Regions from separate parts of the Mus musculus genome. Here region 1 is linked to region 2. The links are chromatin loops, found by intact Hi-C in ENCODE. Cell type or tissue: heart. All regions are shown on one strand. Links, peaks and the distances in the headings refer to the core of each region. The heading gives the core; the rest is flanking DNA.

Evidence for each region. Hi-C counts contacts between places; a loop is a spot of excess contacts. Peaks named below come from ENCODE experiments on the same cell type or tissue, not always from the same donor. Only the 100,000 strongest peaks of a DNase experiment are listed, where the experiment ranks them.
Region 1: it touches region 2 in a loop (1.9-fold over the local background); 2 of 42 quality-filtered maps call a loop at or near these places.

What each region holds. Positions count from the first base shown.
Region 1 is chr10:68,233,452-68,244,470 of GRCm38, reverse strand. It overlaps Arid5b (AT rich interactive domain 5B (MRF1-like)), which reads left to right. Exons shown (of 10, transcript NM_023598.2): 3 at 1,242-1,467. Among named protein-coding and RNA genes, the nearest start is that of Arid5b, 40 kb to the left of the region's middle. In heart, for the core only: a CTCF peak has its summit at 5,609; a DNase peak (open chromatin) is centred at 3,160; H3K27ac peaks cover 454 bases.
Region 2 is chr10:68,160,966-68,171,984 of GRCm38, reverse strand. All of the region lies in intron 4 of Arid5b (AT rich interactive domain 5B (MRF1-like)), which reads left to right. All of the region lies in intron 1 of Gm51770 (a long non-coding RNA gene), which reads right to left. Among named protein-coding and RNA genes, the nearest start is that of Gm51770, 15 kb to the right of the region's middle. In heart, for the core only: no CTCF peak of the experiment used is centred there; a DNase peak (open chromatin) is centred at 5,874; H3K27ac peaks cover 2,334 bases.

The sequences.
Region 1 (11,019 bases), core at 1,816-9,815, 72 kb before region 2:
GAACAAACAAGACCAAAACTATCAGACCTACCCACAAAGGGTCAATGGGAGAAAAAAGCATAACTACACAGCGAGGATCTATTGATCACTACACTGAGGTTATCATAGTTCCTTAACTTGTCCCCAAACCGGGAACCTTAACTTATCCCAAAACTGTGAACCTTTCGTTACCTTGTGCCTGCTTCCTGGCAACTTTATATTCCCCTCTATTTTATCCGAGGTCCTTCCCAAACTCCTGGGTTACTTTGTGCCTACTTCCTGGCAACTTTATGCTCACCTCTATTTTATCCGAGGTCCTTCCCAAACTCCTGGGGTCACAAGTTTCACTCACCTTGAACTTACCCTGCTGGCAACCACTGACTGCTGAAAGTTCTGAACTCGGTGGGGGAGTCGGTTCCCCGTACGGGCCACCAATTGTCGCGCCTGCTCTCGACCAGCAAGAACGATGCGACCACCAGTCCTTCTAACAGCAGTTTATTCAGTCTTCATCTTTCTTCTTTCTCTTCATCAGTACCGTTCCCCAGCTGAAGAGTTCTGAATCCACGCCGGATCCTTCTCAACAGTCTGTTTTACAGGAACCTTTGTTAACCACTCCTTCCCCGTGATGCAGTTCTGAATCCTCCCTGTAGCAGGGGGTCTTCGCTTGTGCCTGAAGATGTTTCTTGTCCCGGGTTTCAGCACCAACTGTCACGCGCGCCCCCAACTCGCCAGCAAGAACGACGCTGCTACAGGATCCTTCTGCACACGTTTATTCAGTCCTATTTCTTCTTTCTCTATATATCTCCCCTGTTTATATCTCTCCCTTGTTTATATCTCCCAATAATAACAATCCTCTCTCGAATAATAATCCTCCCTCTAACCCGGGCCTCTCACTCTTATATACTCTCAGTTCCCATCCACGCACAGCAGGCCACACCACTTCACCAGGCACACAGCTTCAGCTAATCAGGGCAGCAGGGGCAAATCTCCACCAAATTGGATTCACCTGAATCCTGGTACACCTGCGCAGCACTCAAGATGTTTGTGTCTTATATGAGGAAGTCAGGTGCAAGTCATATGACTTAGCTACAGTCCCTGGCGCCTTTAGGACTGCCGCCACACCTGCTCCTAACAGACCATTTGCTGGAAGGTGAGGCTGGACCCGTGGCATCCAGGGAGGCTTGGCTAAGAATGGATCACTTTTCTTTTTTTTTTTTTCCAAACCCAGAATAACATTTTCTGTTCTTCTCCACCTCCTGTAGGATGAGGTCATCGCTGTCTCTGAAAAGGTGATTGTTAAATTAGAGGACCTTGTCAAATGGGCGCATTCTGATTTCTCCAAGTGGAGGTGTGGGCTCCGAGCCACTCCAGTGAAAACTGAGGCCTTCGGGAGAAACGGACAGAAGGAGGCTCTGCTCAGGTACAGGCAGTCAACCCTCAACAGTGGGCTCAACTTCAAAGACGTTCTCAAGGAAAAAGCTGATCTCGGTAAGCACGGCTCCTGCTTCTACATTCACTGTGTGGGGATGTGCAGTGAGCTACATCCACTCTGTCCATTATCCTGGAACCCCTTACTATCAATATATCTCCATGAAATGAAGTAAGAACTATGTATGAAGGAAGATGCAATATGTAAGAGTTATATATTATTTTCGAATTATATAGCATAATTATATGTTGCAGGGCTGGAGAGCTGGCTCAATGTTAGTTAAGAACAGTAGCGTTCTTTTAGAAACGGTCAGTTCAGTTTCTAGCACCTGTACCAAGCAGCTCCAAGCCCCCTGAAAACTCACCTTTAGGGACATCAGATGCCTCAGGCCTCTGAGGGTGCCTGCACTCATGTGCACATGCCACACGTATGTGCACGTATGCACACATATACACACACACTTAAAAATAATAAAAATGAGTCTTCAGAATATATTATATATCCTGTATATAATTATCTATTAGGGTCTGGAGAGATGGTTCAGATAGGAAAACTCTTGCCTTAGAACCTAAGTGTGATCCCCAAGGCCCATATTACGAAGCCAGTCACAATGGTACAAGTGTGTAATCCCAGAACTGGGGATTCTGAGATGGGAGGATTGCTGAGGCTATCCCAAGTAACCAAATAGATGAGTTCCAGGCCAGTGGGGAACAAAAGCCAAGATGTGTGGCTTCTAAGGAATAATACTAAATGTTATCTTCTGACCTCCACAGGTAGATACATGCACAGAAACAGAGCAGACCTAGAAATGCACACACAAAGAATTATATCTTATAAAATTACATATTATATAACAGTATAGTATGTGATTTTTTTATTAAAAATTATAAGCATGGATATTACATATGTGTGTATATAATTGATTTATCCTAATGGGGCCCAAGACTAAGAATTGGAAAATGCCAGCTGGGCATGGTGGTGCATGCCTTTAATCCCAGCACTCAGGAGGCAGAGGCAGGCGGATTTCTGAGTTCGAGGCCAACCTGGTCTACAGAGTGAGTTCCAGGACAGCCAGGGCTACACAGAGAAACCCTGTCTCGAAAAAAACCAAAACAAACCAAAACAAAAAATTGGAAACTACCTGGGCAGGAGAGGAGAGGAACCGTGTGAGCTGTTGAATTATTGGGTCTCTCTTGTGTAAAGTCTCTTACTGGATGACATAGCATGTGATCTCAAATAATGGTCTATGTGCCTTCAAGATCCAAGACTTAATTAGGGTTAATAGTGAATTAGCGGAGACTTAAAATATTTGCTGTAGGTTGGTAGTAAGACAAGTAGGATTTCAAGTCAAAATCTCAGGTATGTAGCAACCTGAAGCAAAACGGTGATTCATTCACTTCTGAGGTAATAGAACAAGCAAGAAACTGCTGGGGTGGGTGTTCTTGGCTTTTCCTTCCTCCGATCTGTGTTTATCCCTCTTTCTCCTACAAAGGAGTGTCTGGACTTTAGTTTTCTTTTCTCTCCTGCTTTGGAGTGTTTTGACCATATCTGAACATCAGCTCTGCCCCTCAGCTGTGTGACCTTAGGTAAATATGTATGGTCTAATCTTCCATCCTCCCATACAAATAAGGACGTGAGAGGCCTCACACTGCGAAGGCATTCTCCTGCCTCAGCAGACGCTCCTCCTGAGACCATGTGACCCTGTCCACCCTTCGTCTGGACTTGTTTGTACCCTCAGTGGCCTTCATGGCTGGACTCTTCTGGTGTTGCTCAAGACCAAAGCTATTGACCTCTGCTTTAGACTGCTTGTTTCCTCTTCATGCAAAGAGGAACTTCGTTTTTAACACAGAGGCATCTTTTCTTTCATTAGTCCATAGTGCTGATTTTCAGGGGCCTGGTTGATGCCTTAATGTGACAACTTCCTGGTTTTTCTGTTTTGTTTTGTTTTTAAACCTAGAACTTAGCTTTTACAAGAAACCCTGACGATTTTTTTTAACAGACATAGACTGAATAACACCAGGGAACTGACTCTCTTTCATGTGATTCTGGTTTGTGGTGAGGCGTGCTGTTTGAGCAATAGCGTCGAGACCATCCTGCCATTTCTAGCAACTGTTGCCTGGTAGTTCTTTGATAGATGTCCGACAGTGGCATTTTAGACCCACAGCCCTCTTGTCATGAGCGACATTATAGAAAATTATTAAGGTAGCTTTTTTTCTTTCTTCTCGGCTGAGGAATTTTTAAAAATAGTCTTTACGTATTTCCTGTTCACACAGGCCCAGTTTTATCAACCCACCCTGACTACTTTTATGATGTGTGAAAATGTTGACTAGCAGTGAATCTGCTGGGTCACCTTCTTCCAGTGTGACCACTGTTGTGTCTCCATTTGATTGCTTTGCTTTTACCTTAACATTAAAACCTTTGTCTGACTCTTTTTTTTTTCTTCCTTGAGTTATGGAATATAGCGTTACTAATAAAACATTAAACAGGAAACCCGTGGGGGGACAAAAGGCTATGTAAATGGTTAAGCTTGATGTCACACATGTAAACAAGAGTATTTATAGCAGGGTTGTTTTGTGTTTCTTTTTTTTTTTTTTTTTTTTTTCGAGACAGGGTTTCTCTGTATAGTTGTTTTGTGTTTCAAGGGGATAGTTTATTAATGAGCACACACACATACACACACAGCCCTTTTAAAAAAAAAAGTCCATAATCTTTGTGGTTTCCACCCCCACTCTCCCTCCCTCCCCTCACCTCATGTGGTTCCAGAAGAAACAGGTTTGTCTAACTATTCAAAGCACTTGCTGCTGATGGTTTGGTCTTGAAAATGTAGATTAGTGGCTTTGAAATCAAATGGCATTTAGATTTACTAAGGAGTACCAGGCTAATGGCTAAGTGCAGCTGCCCTAGAATCTTCTCTGTGGGACTGAGATGAAGCCCACAAGTGTAGACTGATAGAAGGCTTCCCAGATGGTTTGGGATGTGTGTGTGTGTCTGTCAGTCAGTCAGTCAGTCTGTCATTTGGGACCCTTTTGTGGGGTTAGCTTGGGAAGGGAGATACCCAACAGGAGATTGATTGAGGGACCCTCTAGGCGAACAAGAGAAACCCCATAGCTTTTCTTTTTGTAAATGTGAGGCACCCCTTTAAGGACAGAACGTAGGGCCTTGAAATTCTATTGGGTTGGTATGAACTGTGGGGAATTTGAGACAAATAGCTTTCGTAATTGGAATGCACGCTGTGTTGTAATAATGTGCAAAGAGAAACAAAAACTTTCCTTAATGTAATGAGTTTCCATTATCTGTCTGATCTAAAGTTTGTGAATGTACATTGTCAGGCTTTAGACTGGGGGCTTTTAGACCAGGAACACTGCGGATGCTCTTGGCCATGCACTGTCCCATCCCAGAGATTGTCCGACTCTCCTTCTCTGGCTGTCACATCAAAGGATTGTTTTGGCCTTTTTTTTTTAACCTCAAGTTTTCTCTTTCTCACTCAATCTCAGTCTCTCTGTGTCTCTGTTCCTTTCTGTTTCTGTCTCTGGCTTTCTCTGTGTGCCTCTATCTCTCTGTGTGTCTCTCTGTCTCTTTCTCTGTGTCTCTATACCTCTGTCTCTGTGTGTCTGTCTCTATCTCTGTCTCCGTTTCTCTCTCTCCCTCTCTCTGTATCTCTCTGTATCTCTCTCTCTCCCTCTCTCTCTCTCTCTCTCTCTCTCTCTCTCTGCCACACCAAAACCACCTCCAATACCACACTGTGAGTGGAAGCTCTCAGCTCGCAGAGCCTTTTCTTCTGTAGATCCTTCCTCATTGTTCTCATCAAAGAAAGATGAACTTTTGAGATTGCTTAAGGACCCTCCCGCTAGCCAGGAAGCTAGCAAAGAATGGAAAAACTCACCTCTCCGTGGAGAAAGTCAAACTTTGAGTGTGCTATTTTTTTTTAAAGCCCAGTTCCTCTAGCCTGTTTAAAAAAAACATCAATAATAACGAAAGAATTAGATTGACTCTCAAAGGCAGATTTTTTTTTTTTATAATATAAAACCCAGCTAAATGAAAGTGCTTCTCTTGCTCAGAGTTAGTAAGTTTCCTCTTATGCCAGTTTGTGTCATTTCCCGTCTCTCTGTGAATAGTGAAAGAACAGAATTAAAACAGCACAAATGTGTGTCTGGCAACAAATTAAACTGCACAAAGGGAAACTCTGCCCAGTGGTACCTCCCAGTGGCCACTCCAACTCTCCTCACCATCCTTGCCTGGTTTGCTGGTGTTGTTGTTGTTTTTTGTTTTTCTGTTTTGTTTTGTTTTTGTTTCCTTTAAATCACCTTTCCCTTGAGAGCAGCCTATTTGTTTTTAAAAACCTTCCAGAGTCTTCATTTAAGACTCTTAAGTGGCTGCTGACAACAACTACAGATGCAGCTAGTGAAAAGGCTAATCATTAAAACAATAAACATTTCTTCCACGTGATGCAGCACATTTATTGCCCCCCCCCCAAGCAAGTTCAGCCTGAGACCAGCACCAACTGGGTCTCTCCTGGGGTGGGGGTTACTTCTTCAGCCCATTTCACACTGGAGGGTGTTTTTTGTTTGTTTGTTTGCTTTTATGCTGTTTTTAAAGTGAAGAAAGATCTCTGTGTGGGAACAGAAGGGTTAAGGAATGTGTTATTCATAAGCATAACGAACACAAAACCTGTTCGTCCAGAAGAATCAGACTGATTAAATCATTCACTACACAAGCCTCTAGTTATTTATTTTTGTCTTCAGAATTACAGTACTTAGCTTTGTAATAAAGTGGACCTGATGCCCATATTTGGTGTGGCACTTGAGAGTCGTCAAATGAAGACTTATTTCATTTTACAAAAATTTTTAGCAACTTAGGAATATAAATACTATCAGTTAAACATAGCAAAGTTGCATTTTTTATTCCTTGGGCTATCGTTTGGGGGGAAAAATCAAATTATTTTATACAACACTGTTTCTCACAGAGTTCCTTTAAGTGAGGTATGAAAGCCACAGTGTAAGCTTTATTGGCCTATAAATATGTCATTATAGTTGGACTACATTTATATGCTTCGGATTGTTGTTTAAGCCAAGAAAATATGTCTCTACAGGTTGATTTTTTTTTTTTTATTGAAACCCTTTGAGGCATACAGCAAAATGTGTTTTAGGCCAAGGTTATTAAAGCAGCATTTTCTTCCTTTTCCCCCCCTTTTGTAACAGACTCGATGTCAATTACCATACTGCTAACTGTTTGTGGATGGGCAGTTATGAATGGTTTCGTCTCTAAGTATGTCTTTAGAGTAAAAATATTAAAAAGAGGGGAGAAGGAAAGGAAAATGGGGAAAAGGGAGAGGTGGGCTCTGGGAGGAGAGGAAGGAGTCGGGAAGCTGAAAGCTAGATGTAAAGTAAATGAATGAATGAATGAATGAATGAATGAATGAATGAATGAATGAATTAATTAATTAATTAATTAATGAAAAAATCAGGAAGGCTGAATGAATGAGAGAGAACGAGAGCAAGAGAGCAAGAGAGATAGATGGAGAGGGAGAGAGAGAGAGAGAGAGAGAAATATAAATGAAAAAAAAAGAATTTAATGTCCCCTAAGTGTCTACTTGGGCAGAGAGTGACCTCCCCTTTCCCTGCCCCTGTAGGGGCTTCCTCTATACTTTGGGTAGTGGATGGAACCGAGCGAGCATGCGCCGTGCGGAGGCTGTTCCCTCTACCTAAAGATCTGCTGCTCTCTGAAAAACCCCTGAGCTCAGCACATGCTCCTGCCTTCAGGTTCTTTGTTGTTAAAATGAATAATAATATACACCTGGCTTTCGGCTGTTGGATTTGGGAGGAGACCAAGCCAGGACAGACTCCTCGGGGCTTCCGGAGCGTTTGTAACCCTGGAGTCTAAGTTACTTTTGTTCAGTGTTAGCGTAATCAGATGGAAGGTGTGTCTGATCAGGAGCTATGCGGAACCATGCGAGCACCGTGGTTTGTTTCTGGTATTCCTAATCACAGTTTCTCCGGACAAGGAGTAGGGTTTCTCTCCACATTGCCTCTCCCAATAGAAGACACACCAAAGTGTATATATATCTCCTATGTATAAATTATATATTTATATAATGCTCCTGTTTATCTTTAATCTAGCCACAAACCTATCAATGTAATGTACTATATATGGTTAATCATTGTATTATTTACATACGTAAACTGACAATATTACACATAGTAATACCTAATACATAATCTGCAATTGAGATATATGATACATGTGCATGCTTTTCTTTATATTATAAATCACACAACTGGTATTAAAACAAGCTGAGCCATCCATTGCCAGTTATAAACGGAAACTTTCGGGTTCTTTGTTAAAAATTGACTGCAGTTGTTGATTAGAAATTCTTGAGGCCTGGTATTACAAATGGTTCTTTGTAGTCACCTCTGAGTATGGAGTGTCCAGTGGCTTCCTGGAGTACTCAAGGCAACAGCTTTTACTCTTTTCTATAAAGAAAGGGCTTGAGGGTTTCCCATTTGAAACACATTAAGAGCGTGAGTTGTCTAATCAACTCATTAGGACTGGTGGCTCCTCATTAAGAACCCCCCCAACCCCTTCTTCTTTCTTCTCTCTCTTCTTGTAGGAAGGGGTCTTCTGGAAATGCCGTCTGAATGTGTTGTGGGTTGCCCTGGTGCTGTTTGTGTTTTGATGTTAATTCTGCTGCCCCCACTGAGAAGTGGACCTGTACTCAGGTGATCTCACTGAACCTTCTCTCCATTCTGACTGATCAAATAGAGGCTAGAACTGACGACTGGGTAGTGTAAGGCAAAGGTGGGACTGGAGGAGAGAGAGAGCAAGAGGAGGTGGAAGGAGGATGGAACAGAGCTAGATGACCCAGAGAAGCCGCAAGTAGCACGGGGTCTCATAGCTGGGGAATGAATTAGTATAGTGATAGATCTGCCCAATCTAGGTATATAGCTTATAAATATAATAACTGGTTGTGTGTTTTTTATATGGGCTTATTGGGATAAGAAATTACCCTGGCAGAATGTGTTATATTCTCAGTTGCTTGGCTGAACTGTTTCCAACTGAAATGTGAGAGTTTTCTTAGATGATATATGTTTGCAATATTCTATTGGTGAATAATTTGAGAAGCCCTACAGGACTGCTCGAAACACTTTGGCCTTTCTACTGTCCTTACTTTCAAACTAGAAAGACCCCTCTGGGGGATTCTCCTATGAGGGTTTGACAGCAGTCTGGGCTGACTTTGATTCCTTACAGACTCTGATCATAGCGCAGTTAATCCCTGAGAAGCACGCTGCTACAGTGTCATTATGGCTCGTCCAGGAGCTGCCTCTTGACATTGTGAGTGATAATCCAGAAGCCCTTTAGGTTAAAGTTCGAAAGTCCTGAGTTCAAGTCCAACCTGGACTCAGAGTGAATTCAAGGGCAGTCTGAGCTATATAGGAAGATTCTGTCTCACTAAAGGAAATGAAGGGGCTGGCAAGATGGCTCAGCAAGTCAAGGGGCTTGCTGCCAAGCCCGACGAGCTAAGTTGAATATGGAATATGGTGGAGGGAACTGACTCCCACATTGTCTAATGTACACACACACACACACACACACACACACACATACCCCAAATAAGTAAGTTTTATAAATGAATGCATTTCAACATGCATAAATCGACAACCAAGACGTTCAGAATATTATCTAAGAATAACCAGAACCCCACAAACTAGCAATTCAAAAGGGAGGGGAGAAAATGACTTTTTATTTTATTAGAAATCAAAAATTCAACTTTACTCTCTCGCTAAATAGTTGAAGTTATCCTGAAGCCGTGACGGAAAGGACCAGTAAATAGTTTTCCAATAAGAAATATTCATCTATGTTTCCTGAACCCAGCTGGGAAGGAAGTCTTTGCCAAGTCTCCTAGTGTCTGAGTTGATTGACAGGCATTGGTTGCCTCTGCTTTCCACACACACCGCCATCCCATATGGAGAGCACTCCTGTCCAAAATCTTTCTGTTTGGAATTCCCATGGACCTGAAAGGTCTCCAAAATGGTCTATGTTGATACATCCTTTGAAGATGGGCAGCCGACTAGAGAGAAAGTCTAAGCCTGGGAGTTTCTTAGTTTGAGAAGCAAAACAAAAAGTGACATTAGAATATCAAGGATTCTGTCTTCCCTTATGAAATCTAACACAGAAACAAGGAGTGGGGTACCATTTTTGGAATTCTTTGTGAGGTTGTCCAGGTGGAAGAGGTTGGTCCAGTTAACATTTCTTCCCCCTTCAGTTCTGACGGTCTTTAGAGTTCTCTCTCTATTTAGCTAAACAACCCCAAATGTTTTCAATTCTTTCTCCGGATGTGGTTTTTGAGCTTCTTCACCATCCTGGTTATTCATTTGAGGACGCATCTCTAGTGTTTATATTACGGTGGTTTACTCATTTATATTGTGAGGTACTGCTTTGCTAAGAATCCTCCAGCCAGAGTCAAAGTGGCTTCCAGGCATAGAAAGACTGCAGTCTGGTCATCACGTATGGTCAGATTTCCAACAGCTGGCTATGCTCTGCTGTTTCCAGAGATGCTGTGACCCTAGTGAGGTTTAGTTCTCAGTCTTGCCTTTTCCACTCCTCTGAGACATAAACATTATTTCTCTACCACCACCTCCTCCTCTCGTTTACTGCCCACTTTTGAGTTGATTCTCCTTTCTATGTAATGCCAAGTTCGGGCTGTTACTTAATAAACATCACTATTTATGAATCCTCAACATGCCGTTTGGGAAATATTTCCAACAGCTGACGTCCCTGTGACAGCACACCACAAAGTGTAAAGTGTGACCTGGACAAGCTGGGTTTTACCTCAGTAAGGATCCATGTGTGACGGGCAGCCCCACCTCTGGCTTTATTTCACCTACTTCAACAGAGCCATCGGAGTATGGTGGGTCCTCTTCATCTTGCCAAGCGTGGCAGTTTAGCTCACATCAACCACCTTTCTGAATTCTGATGTCCTTGTGTTTGCATTTTGTCCAACCTGTCGGCATTTCTGGGTTTTACTTTTCACTGGTACCTTTTCACGAATCAAATTCTTTGTGGCTATTTCTCCCATAAAACCACGATGGGGAAGGAAACCAGCTCGTATTTTTGTTCTGGCTTCATTCGTGAGACATGGTAATTTCACAATGACTGACTGTGGAATGGTCAGCTGATGGGAAAATGAAAGAAAGATTCGGCTGTCCTTGAACTCCCGTCTCCTGGACTCCCTTTGTCTCTTATACCTACTTTGGGGAGACCCTTGGCTTGATACGAGCTCATACATCCCCAGGATGAAAGACAAACCTCCAAACTGGGAGTGGTGATTGCCAGTTCCCTTTGGTGACAGCATTTTAGTCTTGTCTCTAGGACAAAATGTATGGGAAGAGAGATCTATTTGGCTCCTGATTTCAGAGGGTTAGATCCATCTTCAGTTCACTCCCTTTGGCAATGACATCATAGCCAACCAGGAAGCAGAAGGCCAAACAGGAAGCGGCCAAAGACAGTGCAACCCCAGGATATGTCCCTATGATCTATGATCTATGTCTTCTATTTCATCCCTACCTCCGTGAAATTCCCATAGCCTCCTAAAATAATGTGAAGTCTGGGGACCA
Region 2 (11,019 bases), core at 1,033-9,032:
TAGAAACTGGAAGAGTTCATTTAGCAGCTACAGGTTCCGTTAAACGTTTTATTTTCTTGGATATTTTCTTTATTTACATTTCAAATGTTTTCCCCTTTCCAGATCTCCCCTTCATAAACCCTCTATCCCATTCCCCTCCCCCTGCTCCCCACTCAACCACTCCCATCCTCCCACCCTGGAATTCCCCTACACTGGGGCATTGATCACCCTCAGGCCTGAGGGCCTCTCCTCCCACTGATGTCCAACAAGGCCATCTTCTGCCACATATGTGGCCAGCGCCATAGGTTGCTCCATGTGTACACTTTGGTTGGTGGTCCAGTCCCTGGGAGCTCTGGAGGGGTCTGGCCTGTTGACACTGTTGCTCCCTCCATGGGGTTGCAAACCCCCTCAGCTCCTTCAGTGCCTTCTCCATCTCCTTCGTTGATCTCTGAGCTCAGTCCAATGGTTGGCTGCAAGTTTCCTCCTCTATATTTGTCAGGTTCTGCCTCTCAGGAGACAGCCATATCGGGCTCCTGTCAGCAAGCACTTCCCGGCATCCACAATAGTATCTGGCTTTGGTGGCTGTATATGGAATGGATCCCCAGATGGGGCAGTCTTTGGGTGACTTTTCCTTCAGTCTCTGCTCCACACTTTGTCTCCATATTCCCTCCTGTGCATATTTTGTTCACCCTTCTAAGAAGCACCGAAGCATCCACATTTTGGTCTTCTTTCTTCTTAGGTTTCATATAGTCTGTGAACTGTATCTTGGGTATTCTGAACTTTTGGGCTAATATCCACTAATCAGTGAGTATGTGCCATGTTTGTTTCTTTGTGACTGAGTCACCTCACTCAGGATGATATTCTTAAGTTCCATCCATTTGCCTGTGAATTTCATGAAGTCTGTTTTTAATGGCTGAGTTATACTCCATTGTGTAAATGTACCACATTTTCTGTATTTATCCCTCTGTTGAGGGACATCTGGGTTGTTTCCAGTTTCTGGCTATTATAAGATTTTTTTCCCTGGGTACACTTTTAGAGCCATGACCATGGAGACCTCAAAACTATGTTTGTAATTACCGAGAAGTTTAGAAAAAGCTACAATGGACCAGAGAGGACACTTCTCTGTATATTCAATATGAAGGTACCAAACAAGGAGCCTGATCAACTCCGTTTGCTATTTTACATCTCCATATCTCATCTAGAGAATGAAATGTTAGACATGTTTTTAATGGTTTTGAAGTCCTTCTGAGACTCTGATAGAAGCTTCAAGTCATCTCCTAAAAATATTCATGCCAGCATAATTATTACAATAATGGCTTTGAACAAGGTTATTTGCAGAAATTAATGCAACAAGCAAATGTAGACCATCCTGGGTGATCTTTTCATAACTGAAGGAGTGTATGACACCCAAGATGATAAACCCCTGATCTTCCATACCTCACACACCTGCTTGCTATTGGTGAAACAACAACAGGCCTTTCTAATAACTCTCCATAAAATCTCAACACCATTAGATTGGTTGGCTCATTTCCTGAGAATTCTGATTAATTAAAACAGAATGATAATGACAGTATCTCATACCTCTTATTGAAAGTTTAACACATGTCAGGAACTGAGGTATAGGCTTAATAAAGTTTGTGTGGTGTCTGCCTAAGAAATGGTGTGTATTTAATTAGCTGAACACTTAGCAAACCCAACCTTACTTAACCTTTAGTTGAGTACCTACTGTGGCCATTACCTTTAATGAGCACCTACTGTGCTCATTACCTCCATTGATTTTCCCAGCAGTCTTAGAGAGAGAGAAACAAACAGACAGTGTTGTTGAAGGAAGTCATTCCACATGCTAATAAACTGGGTGCTGGGATTCATGCTATCCTGTTCCTTTTAGTAGTCTGCTAACTACTCTCATTCATTAAACAGTGAGTTCGAGAACCTGACTTACACCCATATAGGGAAGCCAGAGGTGTTCTTCATATGAACCTGCATCCCTTCTTCTGACTTCAAACCTGATCTATCTTTCTCTTACCCTCCTCTGACAGCTGAGCACCTGTTGGAGGTGAGAGGCTAAGTTGGAAGATGAGAGGATGATAGGACGTCTTCCATTCACTGAGATCCACCCCCTGTGTGCTGAGGGGTCAGTACATGAGGGAAAAACTCACACCCATGGTCTGGTCCAGTTTGCTTGCAGCTTCATGTTGAGACATAACCATACTTAAGGGCTTATATGTTGTTGTTGTTGTTGTTGTTGTTGTTGTTGTTTTCCCTCAAGGATGGCTGACTTAGTGTGGTCCATAGGACTGATAATATTTATTCTCTGTTCTATCCTGGGGACTGAGGGGAGGCATCAGCCCTCTCATGTAGACCAATGGAGTGTTATGGTTCATTGATCCTAACACCTCTTCCTGTAGAGACATCATTGTTACATGTACCATCTGGCTGATACAATTGCATTGTAATTGTATCATTGTAAATGTAAGGATGAAACCCATTGATTGTTGCATCATTGACTCTAGAGACAAAGGGGGGAAAATGTGCATTGAAATTCAGTATCTTGTTCGGTGACCTGCTAGAGGCACTTAAAGGGGGGAGGGGACTGTAAATATAGCTTACCCCAAAGACAATTTTCTGCAGTTCATAAGTTGGTTGACATTTCACCAAGCTTAGGACAGGCCATGTGACAGGACCCAGTGAATTAGAACCATGCTGGATTTTGGCATCTGTCTTCCCAGCGACTGTTACCAATAACATGTAGAAATATTTTGGCATTTTCCTTGATACTATTTTCAACTCCCGTTAGTATAAATATTTAGGGTGTTTTAGAGAGGTGGATTGTACGGCAGGCACATCGTTAGCTCTTTTATCTCAGGGCTGGACTGTTTGAACAGTGTGCCTATTCTCTAAACGTGTTAAGAGGCTATATACAAAAGGCTTTGTGGAAGTTTGAAATGGAAGCTTCATCTCTCAGATGTTACTTATGGCCAGATTCTCACCAGTCTACAAAGTATGCCTAATTATACACAAAGGCTCTGAGGGGAAAGAGCAAACTCAATATTACAGTAGAAACTTCCTCCAAACAACAGCAGGACTCTGGGTCAAGGGTAGTGGCAATAATCATATAACATAAAACAGCCTGCATTTCCTGTGTACGCATGCTGGTTAGTATGTGTGCACACGTTTCTAGAAATTCAGAAACTGCCCAGGGCGTGTACGTTTGCAAAAGTAAGGCATGCTGTTCGGTTCTTTCCCTGATCCCACCTCCTTTCAAAAATAGAAACTCAGAAGTTCTGAGTCAGGCTACAGATTATTTGGCTGGTTCAACTGTAGAGTAAGTTATTAATGACACCCAGATGTTGTTTTTAGTGATTGGATGTTTTCGGCTGTGAAATAATATTTTCTTGTGTGTGTGTGTGTGTGTGTGTGTGTGTGTGTGTGTGTGTGTGTAGTGTGTAGTATGTGATGTGGTATGTGTGTGTGCATGTACGCGCATGTGTGTGTGTGTGCTCAGAGTGATGTTTCTTGCTGTGATCCACAGCATGTGGAGAAAAAGCCCAATGGCGGAAGCGTTTGCATGTCCAATGGCATCACTGATAAGTGACTGCTTCATTCTTTATTTTTAGCTCGCACTGCCTTTTTTCCCATATGTCTAAAAATAAGTATTTGCAAGCTTTGCATTCTGCTGCTCATTGTAATACACAAAATATTTGTGCACAGAGCGAAACGCACTGATAGCGCTCAAGATGAGCTATTTCAAGAAAGGAAGGCTTGTTGTGCTAAGAGGAGATAAAATACATTTTTATGAGTGGTAATGTCAGAGAAAGCCATCCATCTTATTTTGAAATAGTTTTAAAGGAGTGGCTAGATAGTTGACCTCTGAAATGATTTAAATAGATTCAATGGGGTGGGAGGAAGGATTCCATGTCTAAAATAGTATGCTCTGCTATATATTGGCTATTGTAAGTCATCATCCAAAGATGGCACTTAGTGCCTGGTCATCTGGGACAGAGGCCCCTCTGTGTAGGATCACCCAAGCTGTCAACTTCCAGAAGACCTATTCTCCAGTCTTTGAGTCTATTCCAGCTCGTTAACACCTCTATCCCAAGGCTGGCAGAGAAAAGTAGAGGAAGAGGAAAAAAAAAAAAAGAATCACGTTAGTTGCTCTTAATAGCCTTTGCAAAGGCCAGCTCATGGCTGAGATAGAAGCCAGTGGTGGGAAGAAAATGTAAGATTTTTCTGCTTTCTGTTGTAGGCTCCCTTTCCTGCCTCGGCACAGCTAATCAATATTTGACTTAAAGACGTTTCAACGAACTTGACGCTGGAAGGCCTTGCTGACATAATCGTGTATTATGTCTTCCCGTTAAACTCCCAGAAATAGGGTGAGCACCGGAGAGTTAAATGGTGTCCTGCCTCCCCATATCTGAGGGAGACTCTCTCCTGGGCTATTGCTCCTAATCAGGGGTTCCACAGCAGGTGACAACTTTTAATTCACCTTCAGAGCTAGCCATCTCTGTGACAACTCTGTGGTATGATCACGCCTTCTGGCCCTGACCTGGTGACATTCGGTATTAATGAGATTGGCAGGTTGGGCTGTGACTGTGTTTACGTCTTTGTGTGTTGCTATACTTACAGTTCACCCAGAACAATCTGGGGCCAAGGTTTGCTCTTATCAGGATAGGTGGCTGGTTGACACCACCTCACAGATTCTATTAGAAGGGACAATAGAGTCATTCTTCAGTGTGGGCAGTCCTTAGCCACCCTTGCTGATATGTATTCTTTAAAGCACCCTGGCTATGCCACCCTCCCATTTCAGCCCCACTTTTGGACCAACCACGCAGCTCAGAGATTTGGGGCTTTGTCTTGGAAGCTCCTCCATCAATCAGAATTCCAAATTGACACTGTTAAGGTCCCCAGAGGTGTTGAGGGTCTGGATTCAGCAATTATGGTGAATAAAAACCTTGCAGCTAGCTAGGGCAAATGCCAGAATTCCAACTACTAACAGTGGAAAAGGGAAGTGGTTTATGTTAGACTATGGTCATACTCTTCTGATTAAACCCACTCAAAAAAAAAAAAGAGAGAGAGAAAGAAAGAAAGACAACACTGTAATATTTTCCAATGACTGTTTATCATGAATTACGTCAGCCTTCATTTAAGTTGCTATTATTTCTCCTTAATGCTTCTCTGGTGCCTACATAATTCACCACACTGGCAGCCTTGGGACTATGAAATAAGCTTTCACAGTGTCCATACAAGGCGTGGGTTTTTTTTTTTTTTGGTTGTTGTTGTTAATTATTATAAAACTCCTTTAACTTTTTACAAAGTGGCATAAAATATTGTTGAGGTATTTATGGCTCAAACGACATGGCTCTATTTTGCTCCTGGCTAGTTCTTAACTAAAGCAATCATTTGTGGTTATTAGAGCTGCCAGAGATATTATGTCAGAACTGGTTTAAGACTATTATGTATCACATGTCAGTACTTGAGGCTGCCTTTCAAAAAAAAAAAAAAAAAACCAAAAAAACAAAAGCGTGATTTTCATTTGCGTTCTTCCAGGGATCAATGATTTATAAGCTAACTGGAGTTCATTCCAAGGTGTACCCATCACCTGGGAGCCTGTCTCAAACCTCCCATCATCCGCTTGGAGTCTCTTTCCTGTGGATCTAAAAAAAATCTCTCCAAAGCAAACGTTGGCAAAGGTTGAGTTCCAAGCGAAGATTTGTTTCTAGGGAGTCATGGAATTAGCTGGAACTGCTTAATGGCCCGTGGCTAGGCTAGTTCTGAGTCCCTGAGTGTGTAGGTTTTTTCTGTGTAGATTTCCTAAGTGTTGAGACCAATGGTTATGACCTTCTGAAGGGGGGGAGGGGGAACAGTCCCCACTCATGGGTGAGCCTGCCTCAGATGCTCAAACAGCCTACCCCAGCTTTGTAAAGACAGTTCTTGGGTGAAGGACAGTATGGAGAAAGGCAAAGAACCAGGTCTGGGGTTCCACAAAGCTGCTCTTCCAAGCAAACTTTCTATTAATATGGTGCTCTGCTGAGCTGCAAATACTGTGTGTTCCCTCCTCGCTTATTTAAAGCAAGAAAGGAAGGGCGTGCCAGAACATTCTACAAAGAACGAAAACACATTAATGACTCATGTGAACAATTACTGATTTTTCTTAACATATAATTTCTTAATTACTGTCAACCAAAATAATTTGCATGATAATATCCTCAAGCCCCTCCCCCCAAGTGGTGTTTCATAGTTTTAGCTTGGGGATCAAAGAGTCTGTTTGATCAATAATCAGGGAAATTTAACTCCTTCCTTCTGACTGGATCCACAGGAAGCTGACAGGAGATATCTTCACAATAATTACCTCCAACACAATGGGGGGAAAAAAAAGAAAAAAAGAGCTCTCCAGTAAAGTAAACAGCTCTGGAAAGGGCTGCAGGCGGTTTCTTTAGCTTGAATTCAAGGAGGAAATTGTGACTTTTGTGAAACTTGCATAAATTTACATGTATCCTGTCAGAGTTTTAAAATTAGACAACATGCCTGAGTGCCCTGGAAATGAGTCTGCCATCCAGATTTAGAGAGCTTTTAGCTTTTTTAATTAAAGGCATTTCACAAGCCAACACCAGAGACACGAAGAAAATTACGTATTACATAAGAACACAGCAACCTTGGAGATTTAGTGAGTGAATATTTTGGATTTAGGAAGGAGATAAAAGGTGTGAAGGGAGCAGTTATGGGGAATTTTTTAAGGTGTTAAAAAAATTTTTTTTTTTTTCAGAGAAGCGAAAAGGCCAAACTGCCACTTGCTGTAGCCCTGGTTCTGGAACTGGTTCAAAGCTCACAGAACTGACTGTGAGTTTGTGGTGGTTGTTAATGAGCACTTGTGGCAGTGAGCTGGGATCATGGATTTGTTATGAATAGATATATTCAGATATATTCACATGCATATATTTGTATATGTATATGAAATTCATATATATATATATATATATATATATATATGGAATTCAGAAGACAGAAGACAAGACTCATTACCACAGCAGATTATGAAAACCCCAAACAGTATGGTTATCATTGTGATAACCATATTTATCCGCTGCTCTGCCTCATATCCCACAACCCCTCTTTCTAAATGCCTTAATAATGCCTGATAATGAAATACTGTTATTGGCCATGTTAAACCATTTAAAGAAACTTAGACTAAATACTGTCAGCTCGTGTTTGCTTTCCTGGCGTGCTCATTTATTGAGAAATTTGGAATGAATGTTAAACATCTGGGCATAGCTTGGTGCACGCAAAGCCATCTTTAAAATGTGTATATTTCAGAACTTCTTTAGTGTATTTATTTAGAAATCTGGGAGAACTCTGTAAACATGTTGGAGGATATGGGTAACATTTGAATATGAAAGAGAAAGTCGGTGTAATTGAAAACCTAAATTTCATTTTCTATAACTATTACTCTGTTGGGAAGGACGACTTCTAGGGTGAGAGAAATCCAGGCTATGGTCAGGGCTGTTTATGGAGCAGTACCTCCCCATGTCTTATACCATATATATGAACCAGAAAAGCCCCCATTCTGGCCCCTTCTGGGTATGAGATATGATGTTTATTTCTTTAAAAAAAATAAAGAATTGGTTATTTCAGCACTTTAAGATATGGTTGGAGTTGCACTTGCCAGCTGCGTAGATAAACTGGAGTACAGCCAGGCCTACACACTGCAGTGCTAACTGCCTTTGGTTCTAGACAATTAACACATATGTTTTAAAGATCTTTTTAACTTTATATATATTTATATATGTGTATGTGCCCCCCTCCCCCTCTCCCTCTCCCTCTCTCCCTCTCACTTTCCCTCTCACTCTCTCGCTCTGTGTGCACATGTGCCACGTGGATATAGATGCCTGTTGAGGCCAGAAGAGATTATCAGACCTTCTAGGTCTAGATGACCAGTGACTATCAGCTGCCCAGTGTGGGTGCTAGGAACTGAAGTAGGGTTCTCTTGCATGTGTTCCTAACCATTGAGCCAACCCTCCATCCTATAGTCTGTATACTTTGTAGCCCAGCCTTTAAGACACTGATCCCATTGACACAATTGTGGTATTTGGGAGATGGTACAGTGTAGGAATCAGAAAGACAAAGTTATTAATGTATCACAAATGCGCTCCACTGTAGAAGTACAAAGAAGAATGACCATAATGGCAGAGTTTTCAGGTCTAAATTTTCCATTATGTGTGTCTCTCCTGGTAGCGGGTCTGAGGACCCAGGGCTACCTGTAGACTGGAAGCCCACTCTGAATTGTTCATTGTGATGTGGTTCATTGTGAATCTAGCTTTGCAGCATAGACCAGGCTGGACTCCAAAAGTTTTAATATCTTCCAGACAAGGTGCAGCTGAGATCTAAAGACCCTGATTATAGGAACAGCCATCTCTTGGGGCACAGAGGTTTTGTGGTGGGGACAGTTCTGGTCCATGGTGGTTGCTTCAGAGTTAGGGCAGGTTTTATTATTATTATTATTATTATTTTGTTTTAAAACTACAATTTAATTACATTACTTTCCTCTTTCCATTTTCTTCCTCCGGCCCTTCCCGTGTATCCCCAACCCCCAATGGCTCTGTCTCAGATTCACGGCCCATGCCTCCTCACTGGGCCACATTAACATTGTGGGGGGAAGCATGGCGGACCCAACTCCAAGCAAAGAACTAGGAGCATCTAAAGAACACTGAGAGAGGAAAACTTCAGTCTTCTCCAGAGAAGAGCACCACCCCACCCCCATTAGCCATTGAATACCGAGTGGTCAGCCCTGAACATTTACATTCATTTTATTTTTAAAATTTATTGGAAGGAGTGTGTGAGTGCCACAGCACGGGTGTGGGAGCCAGAGCCCAAGTTGGTGGAATTGGTTCTGTCCTTCCTCCACCTTCACGTGGGTTCTAGGGAGCCAGCCAGGATTCAACATGGGTCATGAGGCTTGAGTGACAAGCACCTTTGCTCTGGCGAGTCATTCTGCTGGCCCATCATACCATCCTTGGTCCCTAGCCCTTTGCTTATGGCTTCCATAAGTGCTCATTTACCATTATATAATTAGGAGGCTGTCATCAACAAAGATAAAAATTGATGTATTCTCCTTGGGCAGATATCCCCTGGGCCTTCTAAAGAACTGAAACATGGTAGCTCTGGAGAGATACTTTACTGGGTAAATGGGTTTTTTTCTTCCAAATTGTGGAGATCTGATGTTGGATACCCAGTATGAAAGCCCTTGACATGTCTCAGAAAATGAGGTAGAGGGTCTGTAAGGTGAATAAGGAGAGGAGGGTCCTTCCCTTCAGACCTGGCAACCTGAGTTTGTTCACCCGAACCCATGTGCTAAAAGCTGGGAACTGATTCCTGATGGTTATGCAAGTTGACTTCTAATGTCTGTCCACACCATGTTGTGGCCTATGCACATGTATACACACACACACACACACACACACACACACACACACACACACACACACACACAGAAGTGCATGCACCCACACACAGATGCACATACACACACAATAAATAAGTGAATGAATGAATGAATGAATGAATGAATGAATGAATGAATAAGGAATATGTATATGAATTTTTAAAGAAAAAAAAGGAGGCTGGCGAGCCGTGAAGAAAGACCTCTGGAGTTGACTTCTGGCTTCTGCGCATACACATGTACACACAGCGGGTAAGAGGCCAAGGGAACTGAAATGACAGAAAAGAACTAAAACTATGCTACCTGGCATGGAAATTGAGGGGAATGTAAACTGTAAGTAACTTATTTCAAAGGAGAACCCCCACATGTACAGCCCACAAGGATCTAAAACTGCAATTCCAAGGGTCAGTTTGTTCAATAACCCATAGAACCAGAGTGTTACCCCATCTATTACTTATTGATTGATCCATTGATTAGTTGCAACTTGATGAGGCTTCTGGAACAATAAGATACTAGAAAGAAGTGAAAAAAGATGAGCCTCTGTCTCTTTCTCTAGTGTGGGCTACCATAGCCTGAGGTCAGTCTCCCGTCCTTTTCCTCAACACGCAAAGTGTGGCAGATATACTTAGTGGTTGGAAGCCCTTGATGTGGCCAAGTCTTTTTTTTTTAAGATTTATTTATTTATTATTATATGTAAATACACTGTAGCTGTCTTCAGACACACCAGAAGAGGGCATCAGATCTCATTACAGATAGTTGTGAGCCACCATGTGGTTCCTGGGATTTGAACTCAGGACCTCTAGAAAAACAATCAGTGCTCTTAACTACTGAGCCATCTCTCCAGCCCCTTTTCTTAATTTTTTTTTGGTTTGTTTTGTTTTTGTTTTTTCGAGACAGGGTTTCTCTGTGTAGCCCTGGCTGTTTTGGAACTCATCTATAGACCAGGCTGGCCTCGAACTCAGAAATCTGCCTGCCTCTGCCTCTGAAGTGCTGGGACTAAAGGCGTGCGCCTCCAACGCTTGGTGTGACGTGGCCAAGTCTTACCTATTCACTACATTATCATCATTTTTTGGATGACCCAGTGCATCTAACCTTCCTAAGGCTGAGACCTTTTTAATACAGCTCCTCGTGTTATGGTGACAAACACACCCCCAACTATAAAATTATTTTTGTTGCTACTTCGTAACAGTAATTTTGCTGCAGCTAAGAATCATAATGTAAATAGTTCTGGAGGTAGAGGTTTGCCAATGTGGGTGGGAGAAGGGTCTAGGCCTGCAGGTTGAGAACCACTGGGCTAACCGTTGCTCACAAACAATCAGACTTTTGAAAATAACAAGCTCTCAGAATGACACGCCTTTCTTCCTTAACTGTAAGTTTGGAGTGCCTCTCTCTCTATTGCTTGTAGCACCCACCATCCATAGTGTGTTATTCACGTGCCCTGCAAAGAGAACCCCTTTCTTTAGAGTTGCATGCAGAGTGACGTATGTTCACGTGTTGAGCTGTAGTCTGAGATCAGAAGAATATATATCTCAACACTGAAAGGGTCTTCCAACTTAAAGTAGATTGGAGAAGGCACCAGGCCAGGGATGTAACGCAGCTGATCGAAT